Regions from separate parts of the Homo sapiens genome. Here region 2 is linked to region 1. A link is a contact called in ENCODE Hi-C or POLR2A ChIA-PET data. All regions are on one chromosome and are shown on one strand. Each heading gives the region's core, a stretch centred on a gene start or an enhancer-like site at or near the end of the contact. The rest is flanking DNA. Distances are from core to core; before and after follow the strand shown.

Region 1 (4,332 bases), core at 1,089-3,588:
ATCCAGTGACACCCAAGTTTTCTTTTGTTTGCTTGCCTGAATTTGAATCATTGTCTACCTAGTGCCTGATAGTCACACACCAAGTAGGGCCTTGAAAAACTAAAATAAGCTTCCTCCAGGGAGACCCAGAGCAGATGCAGAAGACATCCTTGCCTCTTATCTCCTCTGGGGGTTGATGCTGGAGACCTTCAAAAGCCTATATAGAGAGCAATGGAGGTCTTGGATTCTCCTGGCTATTTTATTGTATTGCTTTTCTAACTTGGACTTCTAGGCTGCACACTTGAGGCATCAAACTTACCTACATGCAGAAAGATTGGCCCAGTGAATACCCATACAGGGATTTCTGGAGCTCTCCTAAAGAAGGACAGGCAGCCTTTAAGCAGGATCAGAATCTCACTTGTCAGAGTTCTGTGAGCCACACCAAGATGGGAATTAGGAAGGGAATCCAGAAGGTAACGCTGGTGGAATCTGATGGAGTCAGTTCTCCACTAGTCAAGTTCTCCACTCTGCACTTCTTCACAGTCTCTCTGGACTAGTAATACGTTTGTGAAATATAAACTTTTTTTTTTTTTTTTTTTTCAGACAGGGTCTCGCTCTGTCACCTAGGCTGGAGTGCAGTGGCATGATCTTGGCTCACTGCAACTTCAACTTCCCAGGCTCAAGGGATCCTCCTACCTCAACCTCTTGAGTTCCTGGGACCACAGGCATGCACCACCATGCTCTGCTAATTTTTTGTATTTTTGGTAGAGATGGGGTTTTGCCATGTTGCCCAGGTTGGTCTAGAACTGAGCTCAAGAGATCTGCCTGCCTTGGCCTCCTGAAGTGCTAGGATTAGAGGCATGAGCCACCACGCCCGGCCTGAAATATAAACTTAATTCTCTTATTGAGTATAATCAAGACAGGGTATTCTTTTCCAAAGATAAAACGCCAGAAAAGTTACAACTTCTGTAGATGTGTGTCTTACATTTACAATAGACAGGTGCCAGAAATCCATGTGTATAGGAAAAGTTTGAAGTTGGTGAATTTTAATTATATTTGGTGAAATTGTCAAAGGAAATTCTTGATGATTTCTCTGTAAAGTGCTCTATTTCTTCAAATGTTTCTGTTACTGAGATTTTTCTGCCTTTGGTTGGCTTGGAATTGAGTGTCCCCATAGCTTAGAACAAACAAAAAGTGAACTGGGCCTAGGGAAAAATCTGAGTAAGCAAAAAAGATCTTTGGCCTCAATCTCTTCTTTTGAGATTTACTTAGCATATTTGGGATATGTGGATACCCTTTCTCCTGGTCTTTAAAATTGCTTAGGTCATATTTTTTCTTTAGAAATAAAATGCTTTTGTCAGGAATTCTTCATTTTTCTTTCTTTTTTTTTTTTTTGGAGACAGCATCTTGAGGGCAGTGCCACCATCGGAGCTCACTGCAGCCTTGAACTCCCAGGCTCAAGCAATCCTTCCCACCTCAGCCTCCTGAGTAGCTGAGACGACAGGAGTGCGCCACTATGCCTGACTATTTATTTATTTATTTTTATAGAGATGGAGTCTCACTATTTTGCCCAGGCTGTTCTTGAACTCCTGGGCTCAAGTGATCTTCCCACCTCGGCCTCCCAAAGTGCTGGGATTATAGGCATGAGCCACCACGCCTGGCCTATTTTTCATATTTTGGAAGCATCTATGGCGCAGAGACAGCTAAGAAACAAAGAGTTTCTATAATTACCTTTAAAAAGCATTTTGACCCCTATTTTTTGAGACACTCGACTTCTTTGCCAGCTCTGATAATAAACCCCGTTTTTGACATTCAGGGAGCAACTCAACAGGAAGAGGAAGCAGGAACTAACCAGAAGAAGACTGTGGGGATACTGAATGCAGAGGGAATAAATCCATTGTAGGTGGCCCAGGACCTTCTGACTCCAGGTTTGAGTCAACATGGAACTCCCAGGATGCTCCTCACTTAAGGAACTAGTGGCACTTGTTCTTTTGTGGGGAGAGGGGATAAAGAAGAGGGAAAACCTTCTCCTCTGGTCCTTCCTAGGCTCTAACCGATTTTAATATAACTCCATTCCTGGCACTATGGTCCTGGAAGCCAAAAGTGAACTCTTTTCTACTTTGATCCTTAGGGAAATTGGAGCAAATCAAGTTGCTTATTTAAAAAAAAAAATGTCAAGGGTGAGATTCCCTAGGGTGCGGTGTGAGGATTGTACTGGAAAAGGAGGAACACAGTCCAAGCAAACACTGCTGAGAAAGTCTTCCAGCTGGTTGGGTTCCTAATAGTTTCTCTGGGCAAAGGGGAGATCCACTGTCAGATAAAAAGCAACTCATCACCCTCTGAGCAGCAGCTGGGCAAACGGCCAGGCTGGGGAGAACAATGATTTCCTCGCTCTTAAATTTGATGATTAGTTCATATTTATTGGAAGCCTGTGATGCATTTAGCCTTGCAGCCAACGTGCAGAAGGAGGCAGCCCGATGGGATTCATTTTTTCCTATTCAGTTTTTCCAGTTTTCATCAACTGAGTCAGCATCTCCCTAGTTAAGAGGTGTTGAGCTGAATCTCATCTGATCCGCCTATAGCTACTAAAATGGCTCTTAATGCCTTCCCTCTGATTCAAGCCCCCAGATCAAACTGGCCTATGCATATCCACCCTCCCCAACAGCTCCACCCTTTCCTGCATCTCCATCAATGAGATGAAATGGCCTATTTCACTTAAAATACCTCCATGATTGTGGGTTTCTCATTACTGCCTGTAAACAGACCTCTCTAGTGTTTAACACGTTACTTTAATTAGCTTTAGGGATAGAAGGAAAAAGAGAGGGTATCAGGGTCGGGGGACAGGTTTTCCTTTTTGTTTTTGTTTTGTTTTGTTTTGTTTTGTTTTTTTGAGACAGAGTTTCGCTCTTGTTGCCCAGGCTGGAGTGCAATGGCGCAATCTCGACTCACTGCAACCTCCGCCTCCTGGGTTCAAGCGATTCTCCTGCCTCAGCCTCCTGAGTACCTGGGATTACATGCGCATGCCACCATGCCCGGCTAATTTTTGTAATTTTAGTAAAGATGGGGTTTCACCATGTTAGCCAGGCTGGTCTTGAACTCCTGACCTCAGGTGATCCGCCCACCTCAGCCTCCCAGAATGCTGGGATTACAAGCCTGAGCCATTGCACCCAGCCTGTTTTTATTATTTATTGAGTGTTACTGTCTGTTGGACTCCATGTTGTGTAAATTCTCTTGCTCACTCCTCACAGCTTCTTTATGAGATAGACCATCTTATTGACTCAATTATACAAATGTGGAAACTGAGGCCGAGAAAGCCTCCATGGTTCCTGGGAGGAACCACTCTGGTACTGCCTCTGTGGCTTCGGGTCCTAGCCACAACTTGGTGTCCCGAAAGGTCAAAAGCCAGGGGAGAAGTACTAAGGGGTACCTTTGGTGTTTGTTTAAGAAAAGAACTGGGGAAACTGATCATAAAGCTCAGGTTTATAGAAATGTTTATAAGGCCAGGTCTGACATGCAAGGCATCCTGAAGCTTGAGCATCCATTTAAAGCATGCATGCTTATGTTTGAATTTGCTCCTGAGACCAAATTGTGGCTCTCTTATGTTCAAATTGCACTTTTCACCAGTGCATTAAAACACCAGTTGCTGATAAACTCAGCCCAGATGCTCCCAGGAGAAGAGCTGCTTGTTCACTTGTTGAAGAAGCTAGTAGGCCGTCTGGAGGTTGGGCAGTCTTACCTGGTCAGATGTGTTGGTGACTCTCCCTGGGGATTACTGGTTCTGGTGGTCTCTGAGGTTGACCCTAATGCGAATTGTTTCATCTCCTCTATTTTGCCCATTAGATGAGCTCTGGATGAAATGATTTGAATATGAATAAGCGCTACAGGGGGTTTGCAAATGACGCCAAGATTTTTGCAATCCATTGCTGTTTTTCCTTCTGGGGATAAAGTGGGTGGTGGTTTACAGCCAGGTGCAGTGTAGTTTATAGACTGCCAGTAGTAGTGGAGGCCAAGAGTAGAGGGAGCTGATAATAACAAACAGTATCCTCTGGGGAATTTCATGGATGGTTCATGGATGTCCCTGAGAAAGTCAAAGTAAAATGTAATTAAATCAAGTTTCCAAATAAAACACTCTGGGCCCAGAAGAGATTCATGATCTCGGAAGATTAATTAAACACATTGCTGGGTCCTGGGTTAGTACTGGGCATTCAGGGGGATCTGAAGGGAAAGTTTGATCCTGGTGGAGTGATTTCTCTTTTTCAGAAGAATTAGAATCCTGGGTTAGGGCAGCTGCTGAATGATCTGGAGGGAGTTACGATTGCCCAGAGGGTCATTTCGAGGTAAGCCCTTCCAAAA
Region 2 (4,332 bases), core at 1,106-3,605, 69 kb before region 1:
CAGAGGCACTCAATCTCTCTGCTTGCACTGTTCATATGTGTCTATTTATTGTATTTCTCTAGGTGTGTTTAATGTTGATTTTCTTGTCCAGGGCATTCTTTAGATTCAGCAATTCAAGGTTTGAGGTTTAGAATATTGGCGGGGACTCCTGGCAGGGATTCTGCTTTTTTGGATCCCTAATGATGTGTCAACCCCCAACTCTGTCTCTTCTTGGCCTCTCATAGGCTGCCTCTGAGGCTGTTACAGGTGATTCTGAAACTACAGCTTTCTAGTTAGAAGGAAAATAAGCACATGGCAAAAAGAGATGTTAAACAGGTACCCGCACGTACCTGAGTGTTGAAGAATGTTGGGTAATAAGGAGAGAGCCAATAGATGCATTTTAGGAACAGATTGTTTTAAAATGTGTGTGCAGAGATTGGTGTATATTTTTTCCCTATGTCTACAACATACTAACAACTCAATAAATGTTGGCTATTGTTATCTTCTTGTTTATTCTTACAGATTTTGTCAGCTAAAAGTGCATTTTTAAATACCAGCTAAAATGGATGAAAACTATATACACTATACACAAACATACACATACATGTGCGGGTCTGTGTGTACGTGCATGTCTCTCTCTATATATACATATATGTCTCTGTGTGTGGGTGTGTGTGTGTGTCTTTGTGATTGCATTTCCTTATTTCTGTTTTTGAGCTTTCTCAAATGTTTTGCAGTGAGTAGGTATTACAAATATAATCAGGGAAAAGAAGCTATTTTAAAAAATCGGTCATTGGGCAGGATGTTCCAAAGGGCAGATGAATGTAACTTCCAAGATGAAGTAACCGGATGTCTGTCAACTCAGAAAACAAGGTATGCGTTTGTCCCCTGTGGGGTGGTGACGTGAACCTCTCTGGAGTCCTGTGGCTCCTCTTCATTCTGCCTTGGCCTAATTTCTCTGCTTTAGAGTAAACGCAGCTCCTCTGAGTGCCAGGAATGGAGGTGATCTCGGGCAGCCTTCTAATCCATCCTCCTCCCATCTAAACTGAAAAGTGGATATTAATCCAAGATTTCCACAATCCGTCACCTCAGAATCCACACGCCCAAAACCAAAGTCATAATTTCTGAAACTATCTCCTACCACCCCCTAAAGTTCCTGTGTTTGCCCCAAGAACTACTATTTTTATCCAAGCCAAAACATGTAAAGTCATTTTTGATTACTCTCCGTATGTCAGTCTCTAAGAGTCACCAAGAACAGTTCATGTTTCCTTCCAAGTATGTCATTGCAGTCATCCTTTCCACTGTCCCACTTTTCTAATTCAAGCCATTTCTTTCAAATTCCAGCTTAAATGCCTTCTCTTCCATGAAGACTTCCTTGATCACTCCTGTCTTTACAGATGAACGGCTAACTGGAATACCAACAGAATAAACAGACTTTAGTCCTGCCATCTGCCCTGGCCCATGCAGCCTGGCATTGTTTAGGGGATCATACCTGGCTTCCCACCCAGGCCACATGACTCTAGAGGGCAAGACTTAGTAAGGTCACGTAGTAGGAGCTCAATATAATTTATTGGTTAGACAAGAGGAAACCACTTCTTCTCTTGACAAGCCATGTTGGTATTTTACCTTCTTCCTTTTATAGATATACCCTCCCAAACACCTGCCCTGAATGCCTACCATTTAATTTAAGCTAGCTTTTCTCTCTCTTTCCTAGTCTAATTTCTTACATGTTCTTGTCCTTTAAGATATTGATGAAACTCTACCTAAACTCCACCTTTAGAGTTTAATTATTCTCCCAGTAAGTAGTTGATTCTCTTAGTTGATTTAAAAGGCAGGACAGTCCAAGGTTTAAGGGTGTGGATTCTGGAGCCAGACCACCTAGATCCAGGGGGTCTAATATGGTAACAACTAGCCACATGCACCACGTAAATTTAAATATAGTTAAATAAAATTTAAAATTCACTTCCTCAGTTACACCAGTGACTTTTCAAGGACTTAATAGCCACATGTAGCAGTGGTGACCCCACTGGAAAGCATAGCCATGGGACATGTCTATCACTGCAGAAAGTCCTAATGCAGAGCACAGGCTAGATCCACTGTGTGTGCAACCTTAAGCAGAAATACCGTATTTGACTTTCTGGGCCAATTTCCTCATGATTCCTACCTCGTTGAGTTGTTCAAGCCTTAAATGAGTGAATACACATAAAATACTTGGAATATGTCTAGTGCATAACCACCACTCACTCATAGTTAGTTGTTACATTCTGCACAAGCTTGTGTTCTAGCTATCAATTCATCTCTGTGACCTCATCATGGGTCTGTCTTGCATTTTTTGGTAACAGCATTCTCAGGGCCTTCTGCCAAGGGCCCGCTTTGATCTCCCTTAAAGGACAGCATTATCTGACCAGAGGTATTCATGGGGCCCACCTTCCTACTCAGTCCCATACACATTTCTTTATAAAGCCATCAGCGCCCCCTTAGAAGTAAGAAGTGCTCCGTGTGGGAGCTGGGGAGGGGCTGTGAGGTTGGCAGTGAGCCCCTGTGGCTTTCAGGATGGGCTCCTTGTCTTGGTCACCACCAGGCCATGGAAGCTCTGTTTTCTCCCCGGGACCCGGGGCAGCGAGTAGAGAAGCTGGAATGATGTTTAATCAGCCTGGGCATTCCTCACTGGTGACCTAATGAGCCGGCATGACTAAATGACCATTAGACGGAATGTTTGTGTGAACTGCAATAGAAAAGTTCCTCTCAACTTCCTGAAAAGGAAGATAATATATCTAAATAGCTTCCTGTCTCTTTGCTGCCAAGCAGCAGCCGCAGCAGCAAAATAGATTCTGCAGCAGGGAAATATTTAGCACATTGGGTGTGCTCAGCCCCTCTCTGTTTGGAAGGGTGAACCCAGCAGGGAAGTGAGTGGGGCAGGAGACATTCCCAGATGCTTGTGATGTTTGGAGAGATGATTGACGATTTGTTTCTGGGGTGGAGATTAGGAAGACACAGGCCAGGTATAGAGGGTATTGAGGAGCATAGGACAGAGATGGGGTAACCTTTCAGGATCTTGTTGCTCACCTTGATGTGGTGTTGTCAGGGCCTGGAGCAATCTTTGCTTTGGTTCTTAGAAACCTCGGTTCATGTTTTAGCAGGAAAGGGAAGGACAGACTGCTTCCTGCCTGCCAGATTGCTTCCAAGCCCCTATGCATGTCTCTTTGGAAGACCTTGCCATTGCTGTTAAAAATATGCTTAGGGGCTTTGTTTTGAATGGAAACTGCTACTTTACGCAGTCAAACCACAAAACACAATCCAGAAAATCCCATCTTCCATTTGCCATGGCTCAAGAGGGAGGAGGAAGCACGAGGTGTGCCTGTCTGTGCTGCCCTGGCTGGCAGTGTCCCTGAGGACCAGCTCTTGCAGACTTAGCCAGGTACCTGTGGGCTCAGCTTTGCTAGGACTGTCCCAGGTGTGGGCCCTTCTCTCCACACCCCTCCCCAGACCTCATTTATCCCTTTCTCTAACCACAGGCTACACCAAGCCCTATTAGCAGCTGTTCTTGGGATCCAGACCAGAGATTGGCAAACTTTTTCTTAAAGGGCCAGGAAGCAAAAAAATCCTAGGCTTTGTAGGCCAAGAGGCAAAGTTAAGGCTATTAGGGAGGTACTTATATAATCATTTTAAAATAAAAGAACGCTTTTTAGTTAGAGGGCCATGCAAAAGTGGGCAGTGGGCTGGATTTGGCCTGTGGGCCGTAGTTTGCTGACCCATGATATAGGCTGTAGACTGATGAACAATTTCTGTTTCATGGATGGGAAATATTCATTGAGAAGTTACTATGTACTGGATGCTGTACTGAATGCTGGGACATAGATGAAAAACAAAACAAAACAGTGGAACACAGGCTGTGTCTTTTCTAATTGCTCGCTTTCTCATGGGATGGTAGATTTATTAAGAGGTTGCTTCAATACTAGATTGTAGGTAAGTTCAGGGGCACACATGTTCAGAGGGATGGGGTTGGAGAGGAGTGTGTAGCCCAGCTACAGCATGTGGGGTGTGTGTGCGTGCAAGAGAGCGAGGAAGTGAGCAAGCAAGAGCTTGCCATATGTGGCTATTTCAACTTCAATGAAGTAAACTCGAATTAAAAATTCAGTGCTCGGTTGTACCAGCGACACTTCAAATGCTCAGTTGCCATGTGCAGCTAGTGGCAGCCATAATGGAAAGAGAAGGGGAGAGAAAGAGAGAAAAAAAGAGAGATGACGAGAGGGGAACATGGTATAACAAGAGAGGGGAAGATGGGATGACAGAAGAGGGGGAAGATGGGATGACAGGAAGGGGGAAGATGGGATGACAGGAGAGGGGAAGATG

Evidence for each region. A loop is a pair of places that touch in the nucleus more often than their neighbours do. ChIA-PET counts read pairs that join two places held with the same protein, here RNA polymerase II (POLR2A). Pooled maps may share reads with other maps.
Region 2: a loop to region 1 is called in a map of PC-3, with 8 times the contacts of the local background. The contact joins two enhancer-like sites. A Hi-C loop is called at or near these places in 4 of 168 maps with a recorded cell type or tissue (PC-3, colonic mucosa, head of caudate nucleus and 1 more) and 4 of 50 pooled maps. POLR2A ChIA-PET finds 5 or more read pairs at or near these places in 2 of 52 experiments (H1 and activated CD4-positive, alpha-beta T cell).

The regions. Positions count from the first base shown.
Region 1 is chr17:72,268,687-72,273,018 of GRCh38, reverse strand. No RefSeq gene overlaps it. Among named protein-coding and RNA genes, the nearest start is that of LINC02003, 72 kb to the left of the region's middle. Within about 2 kb of position 2,338, at least 2 of the 41 ENCODE cell types and tissues checked have a DNase peak (open chromatin) inside an H3K27ac peak, as active enhancers do; they include PC-3, where a contact is called at or near this core.
Region 2 is chr17:72,337,559-72,341,890 of GRCh38, reverse strand. No RefSeq gene overlaps it. Among named protein-coding and RNA genes, the nearest start is that of LINC02003, 3.1 kb to the left of the region's middle. Within about 2 kb of position 2,355, at least 14 of the 41 ENCODE cell types and tissues checked have a DNase peak (open chromatin) inside an H3K27ac peak, as active enhancers do; they include PC-3, where a contact is called at or near this core.